2 separate regions of the Homo sapiens genome follow, and region 2 is linked to region 1. Evidence: read pairs that join two places in POLR2A ChIA-PET (ENCODE). Cell type or tissue: Panc1. All regions are shown on one strand. Links, peaks and the distances in the headings refer to the core of each region. The heading gives the core; the rest is flanking DNA.

The links. Peaks named below come from ENCODE experiments on the same cell type or tissue, not always from the same donor. Only the 100,000 strongest peaks of a DNase experiment are listed, where the experiment ranks them.
Region 2: POLR2A ChIA-PET joins it to region 1 with 5 read pairs; 2 of 35 experiments call an interaction of 5 or more read pairs at or near these places.

The regions. Positions count from the first base shown.
Region 1 is chr20:45,159,964-45,168,013 of GRCh38, reverse strand. No RefSeq gene overlaps it. Among named protein-coding and RNA genes, the nearest start is that of PI3, 11 kb to the left of the region's middle. In Panc1, for the core only: no CTCF peak of the experiment used is centred there; no DNase peak of the experiment used is centred there.
Region 2 is chr20:44,688,104-44,696,153 of GRCh38, reverse strand. No RefSeq gene overlaps it. Among named protein-coding and RNA genes, the nearest start is that of LINC01260, 20 kb to the right of the region's middle. In Panc1, for the core only: no CTCF peak of the experiment used is centred there; a DNase peak (open chromatin) is centred at 3,033; H3K27ac peaks cover 3,888 bases.

The DNA.
Region 1 (8,050 bases), core at 2,597-6,596:
ATTTATAATCCTTTGGGTATATACCCAGTAATGGGATGGCTGGGTCAAATAGTATTTCTAGTTCTAGATCCTTGAGGAATCCCCACACTGTCTTCCACAATGGTTGAACTAGTTTACAGTCCCACCAACAGTGTAGAAGTGTTCCTGTTTCTCCACATCATCTCCAGTACCTGTTGTTTCCTGACTTTTTAATGATCACCATTCTAACCAGTGTGAGATGGTATCTCATTGAGGTTTTGATTTGCATTTCTCTGATGGCCAGTGATGATCAGCATTTTTTCATGTGTCTATTGGCTGCATAAATGTCTTCTTTTTAGAAATGTCTGTTCATATCCTTTGCCCACTTTTTGATGGGGTTGTTTGTTTTTTTCTTGTAAATTTGTTTGAGTTCTTTGTAGATTCTGGATATTAGCCCTTTGTCAGATGAGTAAATTGCAAAAATTTTCTCCCATTCCGTAGGTTGCCTGTTCACTCTGTTCACTCTGTTGGTAGTTTCTCTTGCGGTGCAGCAGCTCTTTAGTTTAATTAGATCCCATTTGTCAATTTTGGCTTTTGTTGCCATTGCTTTTGGGATTCAATTTCTTTCTGATTGAATCTTAAGGTTGTACAATTCTAGAATATTATCCATTTGCTTTAGGTTTTCTAATTTGTCTGCAGAGTGTTCCAAGTAGTCTCCGAGAGTTGTTTGTATTTCTGTGGGGTTAGTGATAACATCCCCTTTGTGATTTCTGGTTGTGTTTACTTGGATCTTCTCTCTTTTTTTCTTTATCCCCCTAGCTAATAATATATCAATCTTCTTTATTCTTTTAAGGAAACAGCTTCTGGATTCATTGAATTTTGCGTGTTTTTTTGTGTCTCAATTTCCTTCAGTTCAGCTCTTACTTTTGTTACTTCTTGTCTTCTGCTAGATTTGGTGTTGGTTTACTCTGGTTTCTCTAGTTCCTCTAGTTGTAATCTTAAGTTGTTAATTTGAGATCTTTCTAACTTTTTAATGTGGGCATTTAGTGTTATAAACTTTTCCCTTAACACTGCTTTGGCTATGTCCCACAGATTCTGGTATGCTGTATTTTTTTTTCACTAGTTTTGAAGAATTTCTTGATGTCTGCCTTAATTTCATTATTTACTGAGACATCATTAAGAAGCTGGTTGTTTAATTTCCATGTAATTGCATGGCTTTGAGCAATTTTCTTTGCATTGATTTCTATTTTTATTGTGCTGTGGTCCAAGAGTGTGGTTGGTATGAATGTGGTGTTTTTGAATTTGCTGAGGATTGTTTTATGTCAAATTGTGAGGTCAATTTTAGAGTATGTGGCAAGTGCAAATGAGAAGAGTGAGTATTATGTTGGTTTTGGGTGGGGAGTCCTGTAGATATCTGTTAGGTCCATTTGGTTCAGTGTTGAGTTCAGGTCCCAAATATCTTTGTTATTTTCTGCCTCAAAGATCTGTCTAATTCTGTCAGTGGGGTGTTAAAGTCTCCCACTATTATTGTGTGGTTATCTAAGTTTCTTCATAGGTCTTTAGGAGCTTGACTTAGGAATCTGGGTGCTCCTGTGCTAGATGCATATATATTTAGCAGAGCTAGGTCTTCATGCTGAACTAAGCCTTTCACCATTCTCTAATGCCCTTCTTTGTGTGTGTGTGTGTGTTTTTAATCTCTATTGGTTTAAAGTCTGTTTTGCCTGAAATTAGAATAGGAACACCTGGCTTTTTCTGTGTTGTGTCTGTTTGGTAGATTTTTCTGCATCCCTTTACTTTGAGCCTATAGGTGTCATTGCATGTGAGATGGACTCTTGAAGACAGCATACAGTTGTGTCTTGGTTCTCTATCCAACTTACCACTCTGTGCCTTTTAATTGGGACATTTAGCCTTTTTACATTCAAGGTTAATATAGATAGGTGTGGTTTTGATCCTGTCATTGTATTGTTACCTGGTTAATACAAAATTTGGTTGTGTGGTTGCTTTATAGTGTCAATGGTTTATGTACTTAAGTGTGTTTTTTAGTGGCTGGTAATGGTCTTTTCTTTCCATATTTATCACTCCCTTTAGGGCCTTTTGTAAGGCAGGTCTGGTGGTAATGAATTCTCTTTGCATTTCCTTCCTTGAAAAAGATTGTATTTCTCCTTGACTTATGAAGCTTAGTTTGGCTGGATATTAAATTCTCGGTTGGAATTTCTTTTCTTTAAAAATGCTGAATATAGGCCCCCAATTTCTCCTGGCTTGTATAGTTTCTGCTGACAGGTTTGTCATTAGCCTGATGGGCTTCCCTTTGTAGGTGACCTGCCTCTTCTTTCTAGCTGCCCTTAACATTTTTTTTTTATTTTGATCTTGGAGAATCTGATGATTATGCATCTTGGGATTGGTCATCTAGTATGATATTTTGCAGGGGTTCTCTACATGTCCTGAATTTGAATCTTGGCCTCTCTAGTGAGGTTGGGCAAATTTTCGTGGGTAATATTCTCAAATATGTTTTCCAAGTTCCTCACTTTCTCTCCCTCCTTTCGGGAACACCAGTGAGTCACAGATTTGGTCTCTTTACATATTCCCATATTTCTTGGAGGTTTTCCTCATTCTTCATAATCGTTTTCATTTTATTTTTGTCTGACTGAGTTATTTTGAAGAACCAAAATAGCTTTGAGGTCTTAAGCTCTGAGATTCTTTCCTCATCTTGGTTGATTCTACTTGCAATTGTATTCTGAAAACCTTGAAGTCAGATTTTCAGTTCTATCAGATCAGTTTTGTTCTTTCTTGAAATGGCCACTATATCTTTATTCCTGGTATCATTTTATTGTATTCCTAAGATTTCATGGAATGGGTTTTTACTTTCTCCTGAATCTCAATCATCTTCATTCCTATCCATATTCTGAATTCTATTTCTGCCATTTCAGCCATTTAAGCCTGGTTAAGAACCATTTCTGGAAAACTAATATGGTCATTTGGAGGTAAAAACACACTGCCACCTTTTGAGTTGCCAGAGTTCTTGCGTTGGTTCTTTCTCATCTTTGCAGGCAATGTTCCTTCAACATTTGAAGTTGCTGTCCTTTGGATGAGTTGTTTTTTGTTTTGTTTGCTTTTATCTTCTTTGATGCCCTTGGGTGGTTGATTTTGCTATAAGTTGAGTTCAGTCAACTGGGTTCATTTCTGGCATGATTTTAAGGCCCAAGGCTCAGTTCAGGACCCCTGGACTGCATGCTCTAACTCTGGAGTGGGGGTGGTAACAGGCCCCTAGCTTTATTCTTGGGCCCCTCAAAGTTAGAAACCTGCTGCTCTGGATTGCTGAGGTGTTCTCAGTCCTCTGGCCATAATATTCCAATGTGTGGTACTGGCCAAAGCACTTCATTGAGCAGTGGCAGTGGGATTCATGCTCACTCACACATTAGTATAACCTTCTATATGTTTTTATTGTCACATCATGTACCCATTAATGAGCTTTATAATAATATTCTCATGCATTTGCCTTTAAATCTTATAGAAAAGTGGGAAGTTACAAGTAATTCATAATGTTGGCTTCTATATTTACCTATGTAGTTACTTTTACCAGTGTTCTTTCTTTCTTTGTATGACTTTGAATAGTGTCTAGTTTCTTTTCATTTCAGCCTGAAGAACTCCCTTTAGCATTTCTTATAGAGTAAGTCTCCTAACTACAAACTCTCACTTTTTTATACTAGGAATGTCTTCATTTCTCCTTCATTTTTGAAGGATAATTATGCTACATACAGAATTCTTGGCTGATAGGTTTTTTTTTCAGCACTTTGAAAATGTTTTCTCATTGCCTTCTGACAAACATGGTTTCTGGCAAGAAATCTGAAGCTAATATCTTAAGAATCTATTGTATGTAGTGAGTTACTTCTCTCTTGCTGCTTTATGGCTTCTCCCTTTGTCTTTGAGCTTCAACAATTGGATATAATATGCATAAATGTAGGTTTCTTTAAGTTTATACTGCTTGGAGTTCTTTGAGATTCACGGAAATATAGAGTCACATATATCATCAAGAATGTGACTATTGCCATTATTACTTCAAATATTTTTTCTTCCCCTTTGTGTTTTTCTTGTTCTGGGACTTCCATTATGCCTATGTAGGTAAGCTTGATGATGTCCCACAGTATTCTCAGGCATGTTCTTTTTTCTTCCTTTTTCCTTTGTTCTACAGATGGGATCATTTCAAAAGACATATCTTGAAGTTTACTGATACTTTCTCTTGCCTTCCCAAATATTTTGAATCTCATTAGTACATTTTTTCTTTCTCTTGTGCTTAGAGTTTCACAATGATTAGCCATTAAGCTTTTAAAACAAACTTCCTTACAAAGTTTTTCTCAAGACCAGAGAAGAAGGAAAGAAAAGCCCAGTGTGATACTGGGAGGAGTAAAATGATAGGGTAGATCTGGGTGGGGTTTGTAGGATGAGGACATAATAGGGAAACACCCTGGCTTTATAATCAAGACTGGATTTCCCAGTGAGTAGCTGAATGACCTTGGGTAACTCTCTTCTATTCTTGGGTCTCAGAGTGTTTGAAAATATTAAGAATTTGATTGCAATGTTGCCTGAGAAGTGAGCCAGCACTTCTTCTCTGCAAGAAAGTAGAAAAGCTCTTGGGAGAATCAGTGGTGATGTGATGTAATGTAATGTCTGTCGCTTATCCCAGTGAATAATTTTTGGGTAAAGATTCCAGGGCCCTCCATAAAGGGGTGGATATTTCCTGATAGAGCTAAGGCTATGTCTTGTTCCTTGTAAATACCAGACCCACCCCTGGAGCCAGGCCAAGCTGGGACTGCATAAAGACAGATTTGGTCTCAGCTCTTTGTCAAGCACCTTACTGACAATATGAAAGCCAGCAGCTTCTTGGTCCCAATGGTGGTCCTCATCCTTAGGACACTGGCAGTAGAGGCAGCTGTAATGGGAGATGAGTGAACAGATGTCCTGATGGGACTGGGTTGGACAAACAATAGTCTCTCTGGAGTCTCCTGGGTCAAGACAGGTGGCACTTCTGGAGCAATAGGCAGCACTGGAGCCCACACCTTAGCTTTCTGGCCTTTGCCATCATATCCAGAAAAACATGAGGTCTACTGGCCAATGTTCTGTTTTCAGAGGTACATTAAAAATGCTTGAATAAACATGTATGATGATCCTAAATAGTAAGACTTTACACAGTCAAGATGTCAATAATTACACAGAAATTAAACAACTTGCTCCTGAATGAAGAAAGCTATAGTTTTATAGTTTCAGGTCTTACATTTAGGTTTGTAATACATTTAAAATTGATGCTTGTATAAGGGGTGAGATAAGAGTCTGTTTTCACTCTTCTCTATGTAGATATTCCATTTTCCCAACATTAAGTGAGAAATTTAAAAATTCTTTGAAATTGATGAAAATAGACAAAAACAACATTATTAAAATAATTTGGGATGCAGCTAAAGCAGTGTTAAGAGGAAAGTTTATAGCACTGAAGACCTAAACCAAAAGGATAGAAAGATCTCAAATTAACAATATAACATCACACTGAGAGAAACTTGGAAAACAAGAGCAAACCAAACCCAAAGCTAGTAGAAGAAAAGAAATAACTAAAATAAGTAGATCTGAATAAAATTAGGATGTAAAAAGTCATACAAAAGCCAACGAAACCAAAAGTTGGTTCTTTGAAAGAATAAACTAGATTGATAGACCATTAGCTAGATTACAAAGACAAAAAGAGAATATCCAAATAAACACAATCAGAAATAACAAAGATGATATTAAAACTGATCCCACGAGAATAGAAAATATCCTCAAAGACGGTTATAAACATATGCAAATAAATTAGAGAATCTAGAGAAAATGGATACATTTCTGGAAACAAATGACCTCCCAAGATTGAATAAGGAAGAAAGTGAAAACTTAAATAGACCAAAGACTAGTTCTGAAATTGAATCAGTAATTTTTTAAAAAACCCTACCTACCAATGAAAGCCCTAGACCAGGTGGATTCACAGCCAAATTCTAACAAAAATACAAAGAAGAGGTCCTACCAATCCTAGTGAAACTATTCCAAAAAAATCTAGGACAACTCTTCCCTAACTCTTTCTATGAAGCCAGCATCATTCTGATCCCAAAATCTGGCAGAGACATGTAGAAAAAGAAAACTTCCAGCCAGTATTCCTGATGAACATATACCCAAAAATCCTCAATATAATTACTAGCAAACTGAATCCACCAGCCCATCAAAAAGTTAAGTCTTGACTTAGAGCAGTAGCTCATACCTGTAATTTCAGCCCTTTGGTAGGCCAAGGCAGTGGTCATTGGCCAGGTTGGGGGATGGGGTCTCACAGTTAGAGAGCAGCCTGGGCAACATATCAAGACCCTCTGTCTACTAAATTTTTTTTTTTTTTACTTAGCTAGACATTATCCCAGCTACTAGGGAGGCTGAGGCAGGAGAATCCCTCAGGCCCAGGGGTCAAGACTGCAGTGAGCTGTGAGCATGCCACTTCACTCCAGCATAGGCAATGGAGTGACAGAGTGAGAGCTTTTCTCTAAAAACAAACCCTTTGTGTATCTTTGTCTTCATTGTCTGTGTTTTTGGCATCATATTCAATACATCTCCATTCAGATCAATGTCATGGAGTTTTTCTTTTGCAGTATTTGTCCCTTCTCATAGTTTTATAGTTTCAGGTCTTACATTTAGGTTTGTAATACATTTAAAATTGATGCTTGTGTAAGGGGTGAGATAAGAGTCCATTTTCACTCTTCTGTATGTAGATATTGCATTTTCCCAACACCACTTATTGAAGAGACTCCCATTTCTTCATTGTGTCTTATTGGTACCTTTGTCAGAAATCAATTTACTGTAGATATGTGGGGTTATTCCTCATGCTATTTCATTAGCCAAAATGTCTGTTTTTAATGCCAATACTATGATGTTTTGATTACTATAGCTGTGCAATATATTTTGAAATCTGGCAGTGTGATGCCTCCTGCTTTGTTCTTCTTGTTCAGGATTCTTTTGGTTATTGGGGGGCTCCTTTAGTTCCATTCACACTTTAAGATCGTATTTTCTATTTTGGTAAAGAATGACATGAATTTTGATAGGGATAGCAGTGAATCTGTAGATCACTTTAAGTATGAACAATTTAACACTATTAATTATTTTGATTAATGAATATGGTATATGTTTCCATATACTTGTGTCATCTTCAGTTTTTTTAATCAATGTTTTCTAGTTTTCAATATACAGATATTTTATTTTTTGTTAAATTTGCTCCTAAGTATTTATGCTATTATAAATGGGATTGTTTTTTAAATTTCTTTTTCAGACAGTTTTAAACATTGAACTGTGTTTAGACACACTACTGAATTTTGCAAGTTGATTTTGTATCCTGCAACATTACTGGATTTATTTATCAGTTCCAACTGATTTTTGTAGTATTTTTGGATTTTTTATATATAAGATAATGACATCAGCAAACAGAGACTATTTCACTTCATCCTTTCCTATTTGGATGCCTTTTATTTTTTCTGGTCCCTAATTTCTCTGACTAGGACTTCCAATACTATGTTGACAAGTGGTGGGAGAGTGCATTCTTGTCTTGTTCCTGATCTTAGTGGAAAAGCCTTTCACCATCTTGATTTTAGTTCTGGCTTGTCATGTATGGCCTTTATTGCATTGAGGAACATTTCTTCTATACCTCATTTCTTGCAAGTTTTTATAATAAAAAGATGTTACCTTCAGTCTATAAGTCTTCCTTAAGGTAAAATAAGTCTTTTGTAGGCAGCATCGAATTGAGTCTTTGTTTCATCTATTCATACACTCTATGACTTTTAATTGGATAATTTTATTCATTTACACTTAAAGTAATTATTGATAGGTAAAGGGTTACTATTGCCGTTTTGTTAATTGTCTTCTGGTTCAATTGTAGATCCTTCGTTCCTTTCTTCCTCTTTTGTTTTCTTCCTTTGTGGTTTGATGACTTTCTCTAGTGGTATTCTTTGGATCTTTTCTTTTTTATTTATTTTACAGCTATTATAAGGTGTGGCTTGGGGTTGCCCTGATGTTTGCATAAGACATACTTATTACAGCCTATTTT
Region 2 (8,050 bases), core at 1,478-5,477, 470 kb after region 1:
ATTAGTGTTCTTGTAAAAGAGGCTTGAGGGAGCCCATCTGTCCCTTCTGCCATGTGAGGACACACAGAAGTCACCATCTATAAGAAACAGGCTCCCACCAGACACTGAGTCTGCTGGAGCCTTGATCTTGAATTTCCCAACCTCCAGAACTGTGAGCAATGAATTTCTGTTGTTTATAAATTACCCAGTCTAAGATGTTTTGCTGTAGCAGCCTGAACAGACTAAGGCACCCTAAAAGGAAAAGAAACAGAGTATTTGTGGACAGTCCCTAAAGACAGTCACAGAAAGTGAGAGCCTCTTTCAGATTCATTAGGTGTTCAAGATGCCCAAGTCTCTTAGGAATGTTCTTTCCTGGGAGGAAGGGGTGTTTTTGAAACCCAGAAATGTATTCTCTGCTTTTACTAACACATCTGTTTCCTGAGTCAGTAGATGTTCTGCAGTCTAACTGCCTAAATAGGGAACAAAAAATCCAAGGAGAAAACTCGTGCAGCCTTAGATTCCTGGATTTTGAGTATCATGTAATCTTAGACTGGAATCTGAGAAAATGGGACCTGAGAATCTTGCAACCACAGATTTCAAACCTGAAAGGTCTTTGAATCTAATTTCACTTTCTATGCAGTAACTGTCTTAATAATCTTCCTTGCAGGTGGCCACCAGACTTTCTCTGCTTGTATCCTCCCAGGACCACAGAACTCATCGCATCCCAAGGCAGCCTATTCCATCATGGATGAGCTCAAAGTGTTTGAAAGTTCTGCTTTATCAAGTGAGCCAAACTTCCTCCCTCAGGACCATCCACTCCAGGGCCCAGTTATTCTACTGGAGGAGTGAGGGTAAAGCCATCACCAGGACAACCTTGGTGACAGGCTGGACTGGCAGCCAGCTTTTGGGGATGACTTCAGGGAACCCTGAATAGCCATGGGAGCCAAATGTATTACTCCTCTGATGCCTACAATTCCACTATAATAGTCTGGTGGGCTTCTGTTAGGGAGGCTTATACATGGTGGAAAGAATAAAGGCTTGGACTCAGCCTAGGTTCAAGTACTGCATCTTGACCTGGCCTGTAGGCAAGTCTTTTCACTTCTCTGAGTTTTGGCTTTCTCATTTGTCCAATAGGAATAACAATAATGATAATAATAATACCTCCCATGCAGGATTGCTAGTATGTTCAATGGGATAATATATCTAAACACCTCACACAATGCCTGGCACATAGCAGGTGTTCAATTAGGTCTGTATTAAAATCCAGGCTCTGTCTCTTATTATTTATATGTCCTTGGACTTCATTTCCTTGAACCCTAGACTCCCCATCTCTAAGGTGGGGTTGATATTACTCACATCCCACCAGGCTCTGGTCAGAATCTTTTAAGTGTTTATTTACAGATAATGTGCCAAGTTCTTTATCTGAATTGGACATTTAATCCTTTACTCTGTGGGTAGAATATTTATAATCACCCCAATGTTTTCAATGGGGAAACTAGGGCTCAGTGAGGTTGATTGACTTTGCCCAAGGTCACATGGCTGGTGAGGTGGCAGACTCAAGATTTGAGTCCAGGCATTTTGCTCCCGTGTATACACTGTGTGTATAAAGGACCTGGCACAAAGCAGCCAGGTCATTTTGTGCTTGAACTGCTGCTCTGTCCCCAACTTCCCCAAAAAAGCACAACATCCAGAGTAGGCCAAAGCTATGTTACTTGGCTCTACCTAACTTCAAGCAGAGGAGGGGTTTCAAGGGAACCAAGTATTTGTAGTGCAAAGCCACTGAGGTTTTGGAGTTATTCGTTGTAACAGCTGGCATGGCTTAACCTTGTCCTCTTAGCTGTTTTCAGCATTTGCACCTGAGTGTCAATCAGCTAGGATGTTTTAGGCTGCAAGTAATAGAATACCCTATTACTCCTGAATTCAATAATAGGTGCCTTCGCAGTCAAGAAATCTGGAGGTTACGTGGCTCCAGTTTTGGTTCATTCAGAGGTTCAGTGATGTCATCTAGGACCCGCATTTTGGCTTCAGCACCCTCAGTATATTGGCTGTAGCCCTGAGGCTTGGCCCGTCATGCTCTCAACATGGCTGCCAAAGTTCCAGACATCGCATCCTCATGCAACCACTTAAAGGGAAAGAATAGGGGACCTTCCCCACACCCCTTTTTATATAATAATTGAGGCCAGCCCTTCTCAAACCTCCTGTCCCAGCATACTTTCTTTATGTTTTATTGGCCAGAACTGGGTCATGTTCTTGTGGAAGACTACCAAGGCTCACCAATAGCCATCTTCTTCTTCCTGGGCACACATGTGGGATACATTTCCCAGCCTTCTTTGCAGTTAGATGTGGTCATGTGACTGAGCTCTGGCCAATGGGATGTAAGCAAAAATAATTGTACTGATTTCAGGTCTGGCTTATAAAAATCTTCTACCCACAATCTTTCTGCCATCTGCCTGCTGAATGGAGAGGACTCTGAGAATGAGGAAAGCCACAAATAGGAAAAGTCTCAATCCCTATATGACCTGCAGAAAACAGAGCCCTCCTGTCAAGACTTATTGCAGTTTGATGTGAGAAAGAACCAAGCATTTATAATGCAAAGCCACTGAGGTTTTGGAGTTATTTGTTACAGCAGTCAACATGGCTAAACCCAAGGCATAGAAGGACGGAGCTCAGGGAGACAGCTGCCTTCCTCACATGCTGGGGCTAAGAGGGGTGCGAGCAGGGAGGAGAAGGGCTTCTGTAGATGTCCAAATCTGACCCAGGCCAGCTTCCACCACTGTCTAGCTGTGTGACTCTGGGCAAGTGCATGACCCTTTCTGAGCCTCCTTAAATAGTTACGTGAGGCAGTGGGACTGGAGGCTCTCACCCTAAGTGCCCATATGATTATGACATTCACTGACTCCTTCCTCACAGCAGCCAGTGGCCAAAGAGAAAGGGTGTGGCTCCCCTAGGGGCTCCGGGTCAGGGTCACTGCTCTGTCTGGAATCTGGGCTCTGCTGCCCAGAACGGCCCTCCTGATGTCTGGAATTCCACCATGAGTGACTCATGCCTTTGGGAAGCCACTGCCCTGACCCCACTGAGTAATAACAATAACAGCCCCTCGTGGCTTTTTCTTTGCTGAGAGTTTCATAGTCCATGGTCTAATCTGGTCCCCAGCACACGGCTGTGAGTAGGCAGTGAAGGTGGAGAGAGTTAGAATTGCCATACACGATGCAGGAAGCAATGTGCCCACAGCTACACAGCAAGTTAGTGGCCAAGCCTAGAGTCCTGGACAGTGGCTTTTTCCCCAAAAACCCTTTGCTTGAAAAGGCTGCCTCTGATATTCGTGTGTCCATGTTCATAGCAGATTATTCACAATAGCCAAAAGGTGAAAGGCACTCAAGTGTCCATTGATAGATTAGTGGATAAGCAAAATATAGTGTATCCACACAATGGAAGATTTTCAGCCTTAAAAAAGGAAGGCAATTCTGATACATGCTACAACAGGGATGAAGCTTGAGGACATTATGCTAAGTGAAATAAATCAGTCACAGAAAGATGCATACTGTGTGATTCCATTTATAGGAGGTATCTGTCAAAAGTAGTCCAATTCATAGAGACAGAAAGTGGAATTGCCAGGGGCTGGGGAGGGGGAAATGAGAAGTTTCCTTAATGGGTTTAGAATTTCAGTTTTGCAAGATGACGAGTTCTGTGGAAGGATGGTGATAGAAACTCAATAATGTGAATGTACTTAAAGCCATGCATTGTACATTTAAAATTGCTTAGATGGTAAATTTTATGTTCGGTGTGTTTTGCCAAAATGTAAAAGTTAAAAAAAAAAAAAAAAGCTCTCCTAAGAGGTAGATGCTAAGTTCTAATATTTTTCAGGACATATAAATTAGTTTACCATGATTTGTATCAGTCAGGATAGGCTAGGTCATGCTGCTGTAACAAACAGCTCCAAATTCTGACTCTAGATTAGACTGCCCTTACACTAACTCTGTTCCTCCTGGAACATTCTTCTTTACCATCCTAAACCTCTCCCTACTCTGCCTGTATCCCAAACCTGGAATAAGGCAATAGAATCAGACATACTCAAACTTGTCTGGCTGTGTGACTGTGGGCAAACCAGTTAACCTCTCTGGGCCTCAGTTTACTGATCTGAAAAATGGGGACAATAAATGAACCTTGAGAAGAGAATTCAAGGAGTATGGAAACATTTAGCATGATCTAGGGCATAGTGTCAGGCTGTGGGTATATTTAAACCTCATGCAGAGCTTGGCACCCAGGCAGGAATGGGGTAGGCTTCAGTCTCCTGCCAGTCAGGCCCTCAGCCTGAACAATCTCGAGAACACCTTCTTCCAGCCAGCCTTGCGTCAGGGCCGGGGAATGGGTGGGACAGGAGCCAGAGGCTGCAGAGACAGCCGTCTAGCGCCTGGGATACTTTTCTCCCCAATAATCTGTTTTCAATCTTTCATTATTATATTTTTTTCTTTTTTGAAAGCCATCCTGCCAAGCAACAGGCATGCAAGTGTAGTCAACTCCCAGCCCAGCCTACATCAAAGTCTTTGCGAATTTCTGCTTTGAATCATGGGGTAGGGGACCCTGCCTTATATCACATGTGTCCAGCCTCCACACTTTTGCAAGTGTGCTGTTTCCACACCCTGCCATGCCCCATGCCCTCTGTCTTTCCAGATTCTGTTCACCATCTGTCAAGGCTTGGCCACAGGGCTCTCCCCTGCCAACAGCTCTCTGATGTCTCTCCCTCCCTTGTTAACACAACCCCTACAGTCTCACCAGAGCTGGGGACATGTATTGAATTCTCATCTTCTTTATTTAACACCTTTGAGGGCAGGGACAGCATCATCCACTTTGTCTGATGACTTTCATGAATCGATAAAGTGTTTTTTGTCACCACCATACCAATGGCAGGAGAGATGATGAGGATGTTTATCCCCATTTTACAGATGAGAACATGGAGGTCATGAGACCGGAAGTGATAGTCACCCGGTTGGGGAATCAGGCCCTCTATCCCGACGCCCTCGCTCTCTCTAATCTACCCTGCTGGGCTGAGCACACAGTAGGTGTGTGCCTAAATGTGCATGAGTAGGGGGCTGGGCAAAGGCTGGGGACTGGCAAGCTCTTCCCTGAACTCATTTCCTCTTCTGCCTGGACAAGCAGTGAGTCTACATTTCCAACCTTCCTTGCGAGGAAAACAAAGTCTTCCAGTGGACTGATTATGAAAGCGGGCCAGATTCTGCACCACTATCTGTTTCCACACCCCTTTGCAATGTGACTTTGCCTTCGTTCTCTCCAATGTGGGTTGGCTTTGGGACTCTCTTTGGTCCATTGAATGTGGTGGAAGTGACCTTGTGCTAGTTCTGAGCCTGAGCCTCAAAAAGAATGCAGTCCTTGCAGTCTCTCTCTCTCTCTCTCTCCCACCCTCTGCTCCCCACCTTCCCCCACCCCCCTGAACCTGACCCACCCCCGCCAGCCTCCTCCACCATGAGACAAGCCAAGGCTAGCCCACTGGAGAATGGGACCAACTCTTTTTTTTGAGACGAAGTCTCACTCACTTTGTCATCCAGGCTGGAGTACAGTGGGGCAACCTCTGCTCGTTGCAACCTCTGCCTCCCAGGTTCAAGCGATTCTTCTGCCCCAGCCTCCCAAGTAGCTGGGACTACAGGCACACACCACCATGCCTGGATAATTTTTGTATTTTTAGTAGAGGCAGGTTTTGCCATGTTGGCCAGGCTGGTCTCGAACTCCTGACCTCAAGTGATCCACCTGTCTCGGACTCCCAAAGTGTGCCTGGCCCCAATTCTTACATAAGACAGTTCTACCATCACTTTAAGTCACAAACATGGTCTCAACTCAAATTTAAAATGTCCAGTCAAGCTATTAATCCAAACTCCCAATTGGATCTAGGTTTAAACCTTCTCCCCTTGCCCAGCTGGGGCCTGTCCTGGGGAGGCAGTTTGGGGGGCTCCTTCTCTGGACCTCCTCCCCTCCCCCACAAGTGGGGGCTGTGGAGATAGTAAGGGGAGGGGAAGGGTCTCACTTGAGCTGCCGCCATCCTGCTGGCTTCCAGCTGACAGTGTCACAGATGTCCCACAGATGGCCATTGCTGCAGGGCTCCCTCACTCTTGACCCTGGGGGGGATGCACTTCTCCTTCTGGAGGTCCCTTGCAAGTCCTTCCTCGGCCCTCAGGAATCCAACATCCAACTCCAGCTTCTTGCTGCTAAGACCACTCCACCCTCCAGGAGGCCCTAGGGAACAAGACCCAAGCAGACCCCTGCAAGCTACCCCCACCCCAGCCCACAACGAATCCCCAAACCCTTCCATGTCCCCTGCCTGGCATCTGGAGGGGCAGTATTGGCCCCCTCTGGGTGAGGTCTCATAGCTGGAGCTGCCGCTCCTCCTGCAACACCTCCTCCCCAAACCCCAAGCCCTTTATTTTCCCACAGTCAGTGAGGGGGTGAAGGCTGGGGAGAGAGATCCTCGGCCACCTTCTTTGTAAATCCGTCGGACCTGATGATCCAGTCTAGAATTTCACATCTTTCCTATCCTGGGGTCTTCTGTTGAATATTTTGATATATTTCAACATAAGGAAACAGGACTTATATACTGTTCTTGCTCTGGATTTTATTATCTTTGTATCTTACATATTTTCTCACCTTTCCTTATAGATACCTCACTTGAAAAATTTTAATTGCAGCAAAATATACATAACATAAAATTTAGCTAATTAGGAAGGGCACAGTGGCTCACGCCTGTAATCCCAGCACTTTGGGAGGCCGAGGCAGGTGGATCACGAGGTCAGGAGGTCGAGACCATCCTGGCTAACACGGTGAAACTCCGTCTCTACTAAAAATACAAAAAATTAGCTGGGCGTTGTGGCAGGTGCCTGTAGTCCCAGGTATTAGGGAGGCCGAGGCAGGAGAATGGCATGAACCCAGGAGGTGGAGCTTGCAGTGAGTCGAGATCACGTCACTACACTCCAGCCTGGGTGACACAGCGAGACTTCATCTCAAAAAAAAAAAAACCAAAAATTAGCTAATTAATCATTTGAAGTGTACAGTTTTGTGGCATTAAATATAGTCACATTGTTCTGCAACCATCACCACCAAACCTCTCCAAAATGTTACCTTGCAAAACTGAAACTCTGTACCCATTAAACACTAACATCCTATTCCCCCTCCTCCCAGCTCCTGGAATTGCCATTCTACTTTCTGTCCCTATGAATTGGGCTACTTTTTTTTTTTTTTTTTTTGAGACGGATCTCACTCTGTCGCCTAGGCTGGAGTGCAGTGGCGCGATCTCGGCTCACTGCAACCTCCGCCTCCCGGGTTCAAGCGATTCTCCTGCCTCAGCCTCCCCAGTAGCTGGGATTATAAGCACATACCACCACGCCTGGCTAACTTTTGTATTTTTAGTTAAGATGGGGTTTCACCATGTTGGCCAGGCTGGTCTCAAACTCCTGACCTCAGGTGGTCTGCCCACCTTGGCCTCTCAAAGTGCTGGGATTATAGGCGTAAGCCACCGCATCCAGCCTACTTTAGACAGATACTTTGTCTAAGTGGAATAATACAGTATTTGTGCCTTCTTGTCTGGCTCATCTCATTTAGCATAGTGTCCTCAAGGGTCATCCACGCTGTAGCATCTATCAGAATTTCCTTCCTCCTTAAGGCTGAATAATATTCCATTTACATATAGACCACACTTTGTTTATTCATTCGTCCATTGTTGGATACTTGGATTGCTTCCACCTTTGACTATTGTGAATAGTGCTGCTATGATCACGGGTGTACACATATCTGTTCAAGACCCTGCTTTTCAGTTATTTTGGGCACACACCCACAAGCAGAATGACTGGATCATAAGGTAATTTTATTTTACATTTTTCGAGGAACTGCTGTACAGTTTTCCGTGGCTGTTATACCATTTTACATTCCTACCAACAGGGCACAATGGTTCCAATTTCTTCACATCCTCACCAACACTTATTTTCATTTTTTAAAAATAGTAGTCATCCTAGTAGGTGTGAGATGGCATGTTTCCAATCTTTTGCTGATAAAAACGGCAGTGGATAAT